Linked DNA regions of Homo sapiens: region 2 is linked to region 1. Evidence: read pairs that join two places in POLR2A ChIA-PET (ENCODE). Cell type or tissue: A673. All regions are shown on one strand. Links, peaks and the distances in the headings refer to the core of each region. The heading gives the core; the rest is flanking DNA. Region 1 overlaps F9 (coagulation factor IX). Region 2 has its middle 380 kb from the start of F9.

The links. ChIA-PET counts read pairs that join two places held together with the same protein. Peaks named below come from ENCODE experiments on the same cell type or tissue, not always from the same donor. Only the 100,000 strongest peaks of a DNase experiment are listed, where the experiment ranks them.
Region 2: POLR2A ChIA-PET joins it to region 1 with 6 read pairs; 2 of 35 experiments call an interaction of 5 or more read pairs at or near these places.

What each region holds. Positions count from the first base shown.
Region 1 is chrX:139,553,385-139,561,240 of GRCh38, forward strand. It overlaps F9 (coagulation factor IX), which reads left to right. Exons shown (of 8, transcript NM_000133.4): 7 at 7,357-7,471. Among named protein-coding and RNA genes, the nearest start is that of F9, 27 kb to the left of the region's middle. In A673, for the core only: CTCF peaks have their summits at 6,475 (motif pointing left) and 6,678; a DNase peak (open chromatin) is centred at 6,457; H3K27ac peaks cover 369 bases.
Region 2 is chrX:139,147,425-139,155,433 of GRCh38, forward strand. It overlaps a transcript of FGF13 not described here. Among named protein-coding and RNA genes, the nearest start is that of F9, 380 kb to the right of the region's middle. In A673, for the core only: no CTCF peak of the experiment used is centred there; no DNase peak of the experiment used is centred there.

The DNA of each region.
Region 1 (7,856 bases), core at 5,218-7,717:
TTCTCTCTAATTTTGTCATTTTGTGTTCTCATGTATTTTCATTCATTATGTGTCCAACTTCCATGGATAACATGGTTACAACAAAAGATCCTACTTTATGACAATTATCTTCCTTGGGTTTGTGGGACATAGAACAGTGCTCAGAGTAGGGGATCCAAGAACCCAGGAGAATATATTAGCTAAGAAGATAACTTCCGTTTTTAAAAGTCCAAGATTCAGGAGATCAAAACCATCCTGGCTAACATAGTGAAACCCCGTCTCTTCCAAAAATACAAAAAATTAGCCCGGCGTGGTGGCAGGCGCCTATAGTCCCAGCTACACGGGAGGCTGAGGCAGGAGAATGGCGTGAACCGGGGAGGCGGAGCTGGCAGTGAGCCGAGATCCCGCCACTGCACTCCAGCCTGGGCGACAGAGCGAGACTCCGTCTCAAAAAAAAAAAAAAAAAAAAAGTCCAAGATTAAAAAAAAAAAAAAAAAAGGATGTCTGCTTTGTGAGTTTAGCATTGTCTCCTTGTCATTCCAGAAATGAAATGGCAAATACATTTAAATCAGAACTAAAAAGGGGAACAGGGTATAAAGGCTCAATTTAGTCACATCATTTCCGTTTCTCACCCACCCCCTTTAAACCAGATGTTTGCCAATGCATTAACAATGCAGATGTTTCCTGAAAGAAAGTTTAGTAACTCAAGCAGACACCTTATTTTCTTTTCAAGCAGAAAAGACTATGAGATGGTGGTTGTGGTTGTTCCGGGAGGGAGAAGATATAAATGATACACATTATTTCAAATCATTTCATGACCTCACTGCACACTTATAGTTATTGTACCTGTTGTCTTTTTGCTGTCAAGCCTAGCTAAGATCATTTGGAATGTTCAAGATCACTCATACATGCATGTGCACACATACACATGCACATATGTTCACTCCCTATTTCATCCACATGAACTAAGATTACTGATGTGTACAGATTCAAAGCACTTTTATTCTTTTCCAAAGGCAAGAAGCTGAGCTACTTTCCAGAATAGTTGTGAAAGACCCTGTCATACTTCTGCATTGTTTCCTCCACACCACCTCCATCCAGTTCCTTATGAATGGTTACTGGTTTTCAAAAATATGAGATAAATTGAGTGTATAAAAGTCATTTTTAGACAAAATGAAACAGGAAATGAAAGAAACCAGAATCTCTCCTCATTTGTGGATGGGCCAGCTCCACCATGTCATGGTTAATCTGCAGGGAGGAAATACTAGATTTGATTGCAGATCAGACTGCAGCAAACCTGCTGTGACTAAGGCATCAAGAGAAAGCAAGCAACAGCTGGGGCTTCAGTGGTGAAAACATTATATATCTAGCTTTGAAATATGAAATACTGTTTAGCAGTGTCACCTAGAAAAGAGTGTTTCAAAATGCTGATGCTTCATAAGAACCTTTCTCTTCAGAGTTGTTTCTTTTATCTTTCAAATTAGCCAGGGTGGGAAATAAAGTGATCACTTGGTGAAGAAATCTCACAAAGAAGAACATAGAGAGTTCACTTTCATCTGGAGTAATGAACAGATTGAACAAACTAGAAATGGTTAGTCTGTTAAAGAAAAGGTGTAGGTGAGCTGTTTGCAAGAGCCACAAGGGAAAGGGGAAGACAACTTCTTTGTGGACTTAAGGGTGAAAGTTGCAAGCAGGCAAGACGATTCTGACCTCCATTAAGAAAGCCCTTTCCAACCAACAACCACTGGGTTGGTTACGCAGGTTGGGCAGCATTGGGAGCAAATGTTGATTGAACAAATGTTTGTCGGAATTGTTGACTTAAAGAGCTGTTCTGTCACTGGGGACAGCAGCGGCTAGATAGCCCCATTCAGGGAGAGGGCATTTGTTCACCTGGCCAGAGATCAGAGCAGGCTAAGGGACTGCTGGGATCCTGTCCAGCTTTGAGACCCTACAGAGCCATGTTCACCTAGCACGTATCCCGTCTGCGGTCACGCTCATTTCTTACCTTATTCCAGGGCTTTCACCTCAGCTTGCCAGGCTGGAGCCAAGGGCCAACGCAGCCGCGCCTTGTTCGCGATGGTAGCTTCCCAGGAGCCCCCTATGGTTCCGGAACGGCGCTGCCGGCCCCATCCTGTTTGCTACCTCCTAAAGCCAAAGGCACTGGCGGGCCGGGCCAGCTTCTAAAGTCGCGCAAGGTTAGAAGGTTCCGGACAGGAACGGCGTGAGGCCAATGGAAGGAGGTACTTCAGTTTCCCTCCAGATGCCCAGCGATGGGCTCAGAGCTCCTTGAGAACTCGGGAAAGGAAGCAGGGTCTCTGAAGAAATACTTCAGGAGTAGAAAGAGGAAGCTAGAGGGTTAAATGCACTACACAGGAACAGAAATGAGTTTTTCTTAGAGTTAGTATATGTCTAGAGGTGTAGTAAACTAAAACAAGTCTTGAATTGCATACCGCCACGTAGGGAAGAAATGAAAACCTTTGAATATTAGTGAAAAAAGGGAAACTGCAACGCCTGTATTACTAGATAGCTTTCATCAACAGCTCAAAACCGACAGATTTAAAGAAGCAACACCGCATTTTGGCTTTCTAAAGCTTTAATTTGGTTTGGATCCCATGCCCATGACCCTGCCAGCTGACAATTCTAAGCATGCGCAAACTGGCCCCAAAAATTCCTCCCACATTTCCGAAGAACTATTTGGCCCTTTATGTGAAGTACCTGGTTTTTCCATTTTCTGTTTTACCATAGGCCTCAGTTCGGTGTGTGGCGTATTTATTCTACATTTAACAATTTGAAGATCATTCTATTAGATTAAAAAAAAAGAATACAATGGAAGCCAAGTGATTAAGCTTTCCTTATGCTTATATTAAGTTGTAGCATATGCATTTACCGATAGTTAACCGTATTAACCTACAGAAAATGTCCAGGGAAATGGTCTATTTCTTATTCTATTTTTGACCTAAAGAAAATCTTTAAAATGTCTTAGCATTTTCCCCAGTCTCCATCCACTTTCCTCAGCTTTGGCCTGAAGCTATCTTTAAAGGTACCCTGTACAGCTCTTGCCCTGTACAGCTAGCTACAGAGATTCAATCCTTTCTGTTCGATTAGGACACATCTCAGTGGCAGATAACATGCAAAGTTATTATATGTATGAACCAGAACTTGTTTTTCCTTAGGGGCCAGGATGTTACACTAAGGTCTTAAGACTATAGTAATATCTTCACTTGAAAAAGCCCTCTATTATTCCTATCTCAGATGATAAAAATTCAATTAAGAGAAATAAGAACGTGACATGTGTAATCGCACCTGGCTCTACAAAGCTAGTCTGGACAGACATTTAAACAATTATCCTCTAAGATTATTTGATGAAATGCATTTCAATGACTAGTTAACCATTAAAAACCAAAGTGAGCATCCCATCTGTTCCCAGTCAAATGACCTAGAGCAAAGGACTAGGCAAACCACATCTGTGGGCATAGCAAGCTGTACATCACAAACAAATGAATTTGCTTTGTATATGAGTGAGAGCAAACACTCTTTATTGTACAACTTGGGTGGGTAAGTAGGGAGAATAATGGTTTTACTGAAATCGCAGGTAACGGTTACGTTGGAGTTAAAGGTTAGGAAGAAAACCAAAGGGTAAGAGCTGTTGTTCTGGGCTGGCATTGTCAATGAAGAGCATAAATTCAGATGTGAATGTATATTTTGTAGAAGCATGTGTGTTGTTGGTTTTTGTGTATGTGTGAGTCTGAAAGAGGGAAAACAGGCTCCCATTAGACTATGACTAACAAAAATGTTTGACAGATTATAACTCAGATGTCTTACTCAGAGCATATGCCTTCCCATTTTCCCCATTATTCCCCAACATGATGTCTTTAAGAACTTGTCCTTGACCGAGCAGACATCTCATACCCCAAATAGCTAATATTTTGATAGCTATGATCCTGAACGGCCAAACATTCCAAAACCAAGTAGTTTGTAATATCTTTAAATGCAAATATATTTTAGGCCTTTTCCTTGGCAAGGATGTTTGGTCAGGGGTTGGCAAAAATAATGCTCTTCAGACTTAAAAGAACACAACCATATTTCTTAGCCATCCACCAGAAAGTAGTAGAAGCTCCAGGAAGCAAGTCTTTGTCAGGAGTCAGACTAGCTACATCATAATCTCTCTGCCCAGGGGCTGTGGATGTCATCCATCCTGGCCTAACTAGCCTACTGAGCTGAGAGATGTCCAATTTCCCCCCAATACACTAACCAGAGGAGAAGGACCGTGATATCATTGCATGTGAATTCTTAATTCCAATTGCTTAAACAAATATGTTCAGTTGTAACTATCAATACCAGTATATAACAGTGTTGGCCAAGTTTTATTGATGCTGACAATCAATTGGAGTTACAGCCAGACACATGGTCTTATGACCGGCGTACTTACGCAGGGCTTTGCACTGAGACAGGTCGTGCATCTGAGGTTTACTGCTTTGCATTTTTGTTTTGTAACTGAAGTCTGATGAGACAGCCAGAGCATGTGCTACCTAGGGACTTGAATCCCTGCAGCCCCATTTCACTTCTCACCACCTTCCGGGGTGGTTTCTCGACCTCCCACTCCCCTACCACCTGGTGCCTTAGCCAGCCCTGGCTCTCCCTCCAAACACCTGCCCAATGAGCACTGCCACCCCATGGTGCCCAGACATGCTCTCCCTCCTCATCCCTACCTAGCTACCATTGCCACTCCCCTCCCCCAGCGGGGACATGGGCATAGGAGCAGGGAGAGTTAAGGTTGGTCAGGTGCACGTGCCCTATGCTATCTTGGAAGGGGGCTTGGCCATGTGGCATCTCTGGACCAAGAATGCGCCACAGCACATTTGGAGGGTGAATGGTGGGGGCACACCCCTTGTCCACCTCTATTTCAGGCATGGAACACATCCTGGCATGAAAGTTGCAGTCCCTTGGGAATCACCTCTCCACCTTGATTGCCACAGTAGGCCAGTGACAAGGGAAGATTGACACATCATCCCCTGCTGGGGCCCAGTGTCCTGTGGCTGGCAGGCAGGGGATCCTAAGGACATGTGGGTGTTAAATTGTAGGGTGCACTTCCTGGGCACCTTTGAGGGTCTGCACTGCCCCAGCAAATATCCCCATGCTAGAAGGAGCAAAATATTAAATGGCAAATTTTAAAAATGTAACAAGATGGGTTGCAAAAGAGACTACAGAGGAAAGCAAAAGTTTTGTATTTTAGTATCTTCCATGGCACTTTTCTTCCTAGCTTTTGAACAAGGGGCCCCACATTTTTATTTCTCACTGAGCCCCACAAAGTATGTAGCCATTCCTGCCCGGAGTGAGGACTTTTAAAACATAAAGATTATCAAGTCTTGGAAATTCTGATTCAGTAGATATATAACAGGTCTCAAACTTAATTATGTAAAGAATATTCTGGAGAGCTTCCTTTTACCCAGTCCCACCCACCAAATATTCTGATAAATTAAGCTTCGATTAGCCCCCAGATCTGCATTTTATAAGGATCCCCAGATGATTCTACTGCAATTGGTCCACAGACCATGCCTGGACCGAATTTGGGTGCTTAGGAGCACAAATTCTGGAGCCGGGCAGACTTGAGTTTGCTTCCTAGCTTTACCAACTGATCTCAGGGGAGTTAATGTTTACCTCTAAACTTTAGCTCATGCATCTATAAATAAATATATTAATATCATGTCATAAGGATATTATGTTGTATTAAATGTCTTTAAAACACCACAATGATTAGCCCAAAGTAAACACTCAATAAATGTTCAAAAATTTAGGAAAATTGTTAAGACTGGGTTGTATGCACACTGGTGTTTATTATATTATGTAGTTTTTTCTGTATTTTTACAACATTTCAGAATTAAAAGCAACAGCTAGAAAAAGAGGGAAATGGCCGGGTGCAGTGGCTCACGCCTGTAATCCCAGCACTTTGGGAGGCCAAGGCGGGCGGATCACGAGGTTGAGAGATCGAGACCATCCTGGCCAACATGGTGAAACCCCATCTCTACTAAAAATACAAAAATTAACTGGGCATGGTGGCATGCGCCTGTAGTCCCAGGAGAATTGCTTGAACCTGGGAGGCGGAGGTTGCAGTGAGCCAAGATCTCACCACTGCTCTCCAGCCTGGTGACAGGGCAAGACTCCGTCAAAAAAAAAAAAGAGAGGGAGAGCCAGAGTATGAAAAAGGAAGTCAGAGCCCTTTAATGAGTCAGCTTTGTAGGTCTCCAGGTAGGAGGCTAGTGCTTCAGTGTCTAGGACATAGTAGGTGTTCAGTAAATTAAATTCAGGACAAAAAGAACATGCCCCAAGGACCATCTGATATCCACTTAAAGTGATGGACTACCTCGTTTCCCTTGTTTATGAATGGGTTCATGCCTAAGACTGTGTGCACTTTAATACAAGGGCAGTCGTTCAGAACTAGTCAGGTCCTGAAAAGGATTTACCAAATGTTGAGTGTGCCCTCTAGTGTTCACACTTCCCAGCTTTCTTCCTATAAAGGTGGATCAAGGCACTTGCTTACAACTGGAACTGAAATCCTCCAAGTCGATCTAGACATTGAGATGGAGAAAATATTCATTGTCGACTGTAATTATGCAACGAATATCCAGTTGAGATAATGGACTTGCCTCTTATCTAATAATACCCAGGCTCAATGCGTCACTGCTTTGTCCACTTTGCCCAAAATTCAAGCACAGCTAAGTTGATATTTTAGGACAAAGGCAGCTTACTATCCAGCCAGAGGGGAGTAGAATATGGTTAAGAGAGAGTGGAAAGAATGAATGAGCCCTGCTATTCCTCACTGCCTGGATGGCTATAAGCACAGCCCTTATGGAGGCCTTAGGTCTTGCTTCATAATATTCCAGTTTGAAAAGGGTTTGAAAAGACCTCCTAGAAAAATCAGTAGTTTTTCTCTTTTGAGTAACATGTAGCAAAAAAAATTTCATCATGTAGGTACAGGGAACACCCTAATAACTATTAATCTCAAGGAGTCAAGCCAGTGTGTTTCCTAATGTATCTGCTGTATCCCCATGAAGCAAATTTTGCCATCAGAGAAACTGACTCATGGGGAAAAAATCCAAGGACCTCAAATCACCAAAAGAAGCCATTCCTCAGATTTGCCTAAGCTTAAGCTTCCCTGTCTCTCATTGTGTGTTGCTTTCAATGCAGTTACATAAATGGCTTTTTTGTTTATGCACCAAAAACACTAATTCATCTGCAAAGCTCACATTTCCAGAAACATTCCATTTCTGCCAGCACCTAGAAGCCAATATTTTGCCTATTCCTGTAACCAGCACACATATTTATTTTTTTCTAGATCAAATGTATTATGCAGTAAGAGTCTTAATTTTGTTTTCACAGGTTGTTTTGAATGGTAAAGTTGATGCATTCTGTGGAGGCTCTATCGTTAATGAAAAATGGATTGTAACTGCTGCCCACTGTGTTGAAACTGGTGTTAAAATTACAGTTGTCGCAGGTAAATACACAGAAAGAATAATAATCTGCAGCACCACTAGCTCTTTAATATGATTGGTACACCATATTTTACTAAGGTCTAATAAAATTGTTGTTGAATAAATTGGGCTAAAGGCAGAAGGGTCATAATTTCAGAACCCACGTCGCACCGTCCTCCAAGCATCCATAGTTCTTTTGATATACCCCTATTATCACTCATTTCAGTGAGGTACAATTAGTTCTTGATGTAGCCATTTCCATACCAGAAGGCCTTCCCAAAAATCAGTGTCATGTCACCGATCCTTTTATCTCTGGTGCTTGGCACAACCTGTAGCAGGTCCTCAGAAAACAAACATTTGAATTAATGGCCAAATGAGTTTGTGCTCAAAAAAGGGGTGAGGATACTT
Region 2 (8,009 bases), core at 2,415-4,914, 410 kb before region 1:
CATACCTGTGCTGCAAGGGAAGCAGGACTTCCTCAGTAAGACTCAGCTTCCTCAGTAAGACCTTCAGACATAAAAGGCATCTAAGAGTATCCACCTGTCAGGGTTGCCATAAGTCCTTATCAACAGAGTGTATTATTTTCCTAGGGCTGCCATAACAAAATCGCAAACTGGATGTCTGAAAACAACAGGAATGCATTCCCTCACAGATCTGGAGGCTAGAAGTCTGAAATCAAGTTGTCAACAGAGACATGCTTCCTTGGCTAGTAGCTGCATCATTTCAATCTCTGCCCTCGTCTTCATATGGCCTGGTATGTCTCCGTGCGTCTCCAAATCTCTTTCTCCTTATAAAGACACCACTGATTGGATTTAGGGTTGATCCTAATTAAGTATGACCTTGTATTAATTTGATTACTAGGTTCTTGCAAAAGTAACTCTGGGTTTTTTTTTTTTGCCATTGAAGGTAATGCATCTGCAAAAACAAAAACAAAAACAAACAAACAAACAAAAACCCTATTCCAAATAAGGCAACATTCTGAAATTCTGGGTAGACATGAATTTTGGTGGATGTATCACCACTCAGCACAGTATACAGAGCATGTGTGAAGGTACACAGTAAGTGACAGGCTCATGTGAACATCCTCCTTTCTTTCTACAAAGGTAGAAGAGTAGCAGAGGCCCCTTTCCCAGGAGGATAACCTGGGCTTATGGAGGGCTTTGTACTTAGACACTTACCAACCAAGTAGGAGCAACTGGAAGGAAAATGAGAGACAGAAGTGGATGATAACTGTTTTCCTTCTCAGCCATTGCCCTCCTCCCGTGACTGCTCTGCCTTCATTTTTTCCTGTTTCCTCACTCCACACCCACATGGGCAGTGCCATACAGAACACACACCTGCCTATTCAGAGTAGAACTTCATACACTACCCAGGAATTGCTTCCTTACACTTAGGGAATATAATTTATTGCTAAAATTTCTCAGTGATGAGTATAGAATATCCCAGTGAGGGAATGTTTGTTGTGTGCAGCCTACATAATAAATCATAAAGGCCAGCTTTTTAAAATGAATAAAAGGGAAAGAATGACTGAAAAAAACTACTCTAAAAATGCCTTCACAACTAGCTCTGATCCAAAATGCTATAATGTGATTTGGCTTTCTAATGCCAGGTAGCAGCCATTGGTTTAAAAAAAAAAAAAAAAAAAAGGAAAAACATGAAATATCATGGCAAAGTATCAAAAGCCTTCATGAAAAAACAGATACAAGTAAATATTCTATGTCCATCTTTAACACTGAAAGGCCAGGGATGTTCAACAAGCCCACATTTAGGAACCTGCACTTGATCTGTTAGCTGTACTGAGTGTGCTCCTAATGTCAGTTTTGCTGTAAGTGCATAACAAACCCTACCAGCTCACAGAGGCTTGGATGCCTGGGAAATATGGTGACAATAATGGGGGCAGGATGGGCAGGGTCCTGACCCCAGACCCAGAACATAGGAATTTGTCAGACAATGAGGTAGCAGGCCTGGAGTCCTTCTGTGATCCCCTTTTGCCCCCAATACCAAATCTTAAATTCAGTTTTGAGTTGCTCAAAACATCATTACTTCTCAAAGGCAACTTGAACTGAGTCTCCTGCAATTTTAAAATGACCTTGACCTTTTCTGCTGTCAGTCTTGGCGATTTGGTGAAGTATTTACACAACCCTATTATTTCCCTTGAGAATTCCTTTTCCCTCCCTGTTTTTCTTCTATTCTTTACTCTCCCTTTATTCTTTCAAGATATTCACACTGCTTTATTCAAATTGTGATACTTAACACATCATTAATTTGCACCATTTCAAAGGTTTTCCATTTCTAGACCTGTGCACATAATATGTACTATTGCAATACATTAGATTAAGGATTTAAAATCAGAAATATGGAATTGACATCAAAGGGAGGCCACATGCCATGTTACATTGGAAATACTTTGTTAAATGTACATAGGAACCTAATCTTCACATATGCTGAAAATTGGTACTGTTCACACTTATAAGAGCTACTGATATTATCTCTTACTAAAGTGTGTTTGGTGAAAGAAAACTGTGTTTAAGTTTAGAATGTCCTGAGAATAACAGGTAAGTATCTGGGTCAAAATTCCCATTCAAGTAATTACATTTCCCCAACCAAAAGTTAATTAGCACTTCTTGATAACACTGTTGGATAGTGCTACTGAATAAGATTATTTGAGCAGGTACCAGTCCACAATGTACAAAACAACCTAGATCCCCATAGGTTACTTTTTCTATTAATTGGAAATCTGTGGTCTCTTATTTAAAGGTGAGCCCCCATTAAAGGAATCTTGGACAGTCCATTAAGACAAAAATAAACTTCATGTACATACTCTCCATAAACTCTTCTGAGAAAATATGATACTAATCACTTGCTTATCCAGCACAAAACCTATCAGTGCATGTCACCCATCCAGAACTCAGGTGATAATGGGAAGAAGGGCAAAACAGATTCTGTAGAGGTGCACAATTGCACACACCCACACCCACACCTACACACAAAGTTTCAGAAATTGTTATTTACAGGAGAACTCCTCAACTCCTCACTAGGAACTTCCATTCTCCTACTTTACACAAAGTTTTTACAGGGTTGGCTAATTCTCTCCATCTGAATATCCTAGAACTACCAAATGAGAGGGAGGACAGTGAGCAAGTGCTACCAGTAGGCCTCTAACAACAACTCAAAGTGATAGCTGCTAGCCTGCCAGGGAAGAAGACAGAAAAACTCAGAAACTCCAGCCCAAGAACTCAAAAAGTTCTTGGTCTCAGACCATTTGTTGCAGGATAAAGTGATCCCCGTACCTCAAGAACTGATACTTATTAGGAAGATTCTAGGTTGCCAACAAAAGATAAAATATATTCAGCAGTATTTGCTTTAAAAAACCAAAGTAGTGACTAACACATTTTAAAAAGACACTACTAAAACTTTTCAAATTAAAACTGCTTTGCTATCTAAATGGCAAATGGTCAAACCCACCTATCCACAATGACTCCCTCCCTGGTGCTCAAAGAGATGAGGTGGTGTTAAAGAGAAGGCTTTGTTTGGAGGTGGTGGCTTGGGATTCTTTTCAAATAGTGAATCTTCTTTTTCCTGTTATTGTATCTAGCCCTCATCTAGCCTGTGAAGTAGGCTGAGTCCACCTGCAGTGCCTTCTCTCTATCCTATCAACAAATATTTACTGAGCCCTTTCTATGTGCCAGGCACTGTGCTAGATAACTGGCAATAGGAACAAGATAGAAACAGCCAATGCCTGCACAGAGCTGATAGACCAGACAACTTATAAAATACCAACTACTCATTGTATGATAAGCACTGAGATGCAGTGAACCTAAGAGATACAAGAACTCCAAGGAGCAGCCCCTAATTCTGCTTTGACTCCATTACTGTAGTAACCTCATGCTAGTAGCCTAGGCCACTTGTTTCAGCGGCCCACAAAGGGTGCTACACCCACAGCAATGTCTCATGACTGAATCTTTTCTCATACTCTGTCCATATCCTTTTAATACTTAGCTCTCCTGGGCCCCGTATGTTAGGAAGTTAAGACTCCTAAGAGGACACAATCAGATAAGCCACGCATTCTCAAAGGGTCAATACAGTCTCCAAAGGGTTGAAGTTGGTTCTTTGGGAGGGAAGAAAAAAAAAAAACTTACATATTACAATGGTTTTTGGCTCTCGAGAGCTCAACCTTACCCAACAAAATCTTACAGCTTGTTATTTAATTTCTCCTGTTGTGTTTTCTTGGGTATCATACTAGTAACACTGACCTTGACTTCATAGTAGACATACAAAATGTGTGCCAGATCAGTACTAGAAAACTACGGTGAATAGATGACTGTGATTGGAAACTTTCTCTCCATTGATCGCCCATTCTAAAAGTTAAATGGCAGAGGTGGCTGCCACTGGCTGCCTTGTCAATGTGGTTTATATTTGATCTTCAGTTTATATGTTATCATTTAATTCTAATAACATTATTCAGCCCATTATTAATTATGTCAAATATAAAGAAAAACTGTTAGCAAGATCTGAATGACTGTCTAGCAGCTAGTTAAATTAGAAGTTATTTTCCCATATCAAGCAGTAGTTAAATGTTAAGTTCAGTAAAATTTTTTAAGAAGCTAATTTAATTTTTTCAATTACTTTACTTTCGCCGGAAAAAGAGCAGATTTGGATGAATTTTTTAAACATTGAAGCACCTTGCTATTAAATATTACAAATTTATATAAATTGTTAATTTTTATATGTAGTTGATACACTGGAATTTTTAAGTAAATAAATTAAATTAAAATGTACTCAGCAAATACACACAAAGTTAATTGTTAATAGCTTTTTAATTTTTAACTTAATTGTTAACTGCAAACGTTAGTCATTCTTAATCCTTCATGTTATAAAAAGAGTAAGTAGGCCTTATACTTATCCTTGTTCTATATAAAGGACAGATATAGGTACAACACATAAATAGTATATCTCTGGTATTAAAATGTCATGGTATTAAAATGTCCTACAATTAGGAAAAATGTCCAGAAAGGCTCCTTAGGGGAGCAATAATGAAAAATAAAAAGCCTTGAGAAACATTAAGATAAGCTAATCTCCATTGCCTGAATGAGAGCTAACTGTAACACCATTAACAGAGACTGGGTAACAGGAGGGTGCCTCTGTGTACTAGAATTTGAGGAATTCCCTGAAGATGGAAAACACATGGGATCAGATCGACAAGAGAAGAGCAAACCATAGCTCAAATCATGTGCAGGAAAGGTAAAAGCAGATCCAGACAAACATTAAATTCAGAGCGAACTGTCATAAAAAAAAAACGGAGGAGGCCCCGGGGCGATTACCGATGTGATTAAGTTAAAAAAAAAAACAAAAAAAAAAACGACGAGGCCAGTATGTACTGGGCCTCCGATGTGGGCCCAGCACACAGGTGCACAAATATACATACTGAACAGTGGCCTTCAACCACAGACTAAAACCTGAAAACATTATAAAAGGGACTCTGGTTCTAGAGCCCGATCAAGCACTGTGGCTAATTGTGAATCAACAAATATGTGGGGGGAAAGGTTGGAAAGGTGGATCTACCCAGAATGGAGATCCCTGAAGCCTTATTTGTTTAGAATAAAGCTCCGTTAAATATCATATGGGACTTGGGATCCCCAGTCTGAATGCCTACTCCATGCCCAGAAACCTGAAATGACTTCCCACTGCCCAGGGGAAAAAAATCAAATCTCTTCAAAGTTTACAAAGCTCTTCTTGATGCCCCCCAGACCCTGTGCTTCAGGCAAACTGAATTTCGTGCTGTTTTTCCACCATGTGTTTCTCTCTCTCTCACCGCCAAGCCCTCACACAAAGCCTTCCCTTTGTCAGGAATACTCCTTCACCTGCAGCCTTTTGTACTGCTCCTTTACTGGGTAACTCTTACTCATGTTTTGGGATCTCAGCTCTTTGACCTTCCCCCACTCCTACCTCCCTTCCCCCAAGGTCAAAATGGATGCCCCTACTATGTCCTTCTCTTACTGCACTCAGAAAAATAAGTAGGCAATTGGAGTCTAGCACTGTTTAGGTGCTCACTGTACTGTGAGCTCCGTAAAGGCAGGGATAATCTCTACCCTTGTGATCAGTGAATCCTCAGGGCCTACTTCTGGTTATTAGCTCAATAAAAAGTATTGATCAGATTGAACTGAAATGGGTGGAAGAGAGATTTGGACCTTGGTAGGGCTTTTGGCTGTCAATTCACCCTCTACAGACAGCCAAGAATTCCAACTATTGGCAGGTCCAACCTGGCTTCCGCTTTCCCAGCTATTTCTGGTTTTATAGAAATTTGCCTCAATGTCTGTTGCCACATGGTTTTTCAACCACTATTGCCAGTACCTTTATGAAGAGATAATGAAAAAAAAAAAAAAGTCCTATCCTAATCTCAGAATCAGGAAATGAAGTCTGACGACTGGCTCTATCCCTTATCAGATTTCTGACCTTAGCCAAATAGCCCCCTCTCCCCTAGACCTCAGTTGGTGAAAGAAATGGGCTACAATTTCTTCTAGGACTTTCCTCCTCTTCTAACATCTATGACTTTTAATCCATATAAATCAACTCATTCCTGTGCCACTGGGTGGAAGGGAGTTTTCCCTTCTTTAAAATTTAAAAACTAGGAAAAATAAGAGAGACAAGGAAAAGCCACTGTTGTGAGTTAAATTATGTCCCCCAAAAAGATACGTTTAAATCCTAACTCCCAAGTACCTGTGAATGTGACTTTATTTGGAAATAAAGTCTCTACAGATATAATCAAGGTAAGATGATGTCATAGTGGACTAGGTTAATTGGGCCCTAATCCAATGACTGTTATCGTTATAAGTAGAGGAAAATTTGGACATAGAGAAAGGGGAAATACATGCACACACATGGGAAAAGGCCTTGAGAAGACAGAGGCAGAGACTGGAATGTCAAAGATTGTTAGCAACCAGCAGAAGCTAGAAGAGGCAAGGAAGCACTCTCCCCTAGAGTCCTACTAATACTTGGATTTCAGACTTCTAGCCTCCAGAACTATGAGACAATGATTTTCTGTTGTTTCAAGGAATCAAATTTGTAGTCATCTGTTACAACAATTCTAGGAAATAAACACAGATACCATCTTGAGAAAAGACCAAACACAAAAAAGTCTTCTGATTTTACCTGAAATCTAACACCCCATGACTACCCCCTTGTATATGCACACATAGGTCCCATTGGTGAGAAAATTTCCTATGACCACTATTAGCAAGATGAGGTTCTGGCTAAACAGAAGCAAGCATGTGTGCAGGAGTGGGCAAGGGGACAAAAAATAGCACTCCTGAGAGTCGCCATGAGTTTTTTCCACTCAGAACATTATGTGCTGATCACAAAGCATGCCATAACTCATTATTTTAAGAGCACTGATGAAGCGATGGATTGACCAACTCCAAATCAGCAACAGGGAGGTATCCAGGACAACATATCAATTGTCTAAAGAAAGGGCTGGATAAATACATAACATAACCACGGAAGCAATAATTATGAACAAGGGCTCTTCAGCAGATACTAAATGAGAGTCACGTGTCCAGAACAATTACCGCTTGTAAATTAGAAAAGTCTCCAATAGCAAAATGTAGCCATTAAATGACAATAAGCCCTTAATAACAACAAAAGGTGTGATTGCTTTTCATTAAGCAAAGAGACAAAACACGCAATCTGCAATAGTAAAAATGATGCGGCAAGTGTAGTCAGGAGCCCTAGGCCCTGTCCCTGGCTCTGCGCTCATTTAAGGAACACAGCAGCAGTTGTGCTTTCAATATATTTTGATTGAGAAAACAACAAACTGCAAGCAGCTACCATGTCTTGGGTAGTTCTTTTAATTTGTATATTAGTAGTAATAAAGGTTAATATATACAGCACTTACTTTGTACCAGGGACTGTTCTAAGGATTTTTAAAAAAATATTTAATATAAGGTAGACAACAACGTTTTGAGGTACATGCTATTATTATATTCATTTCCCAGACAAGGATGTTGAGGCTCAGAGAAGTTAAGCAATTTGTCTAGCATCATTATACATACATACAAAGCTTGTATGTTCTAGATGGAGAATCTCAAACCATGCAGTCTGGTTCCAGAGCTTATTACTTATCCTGCCATCACAAGAGTATGCATATACTTGTGAAAAACAGGAGCACATATACAGGCCATATTAATCATTTAGTCTATAGCTAAAACTAGGTGTGCATATTTAGTACCTTAAGCATTAATGACACCCCCATACCCTCAGGGTGCATGGCTCCTGTGTCTTGAAGCCTCTTCTTAATGAAAAGCAATTGCTTCTTAATGAAAAGGAATTGTCATGTAATAGCTACATTTTGATATTGGGGATCTCTAATTTACATGCAATAACATGAGACCCAGCACTGAAGACGCTTTAGAGCCTAATCCAGCTCTGTCTCTCTATAGGCCCTTCCAGGTCAGTGCTG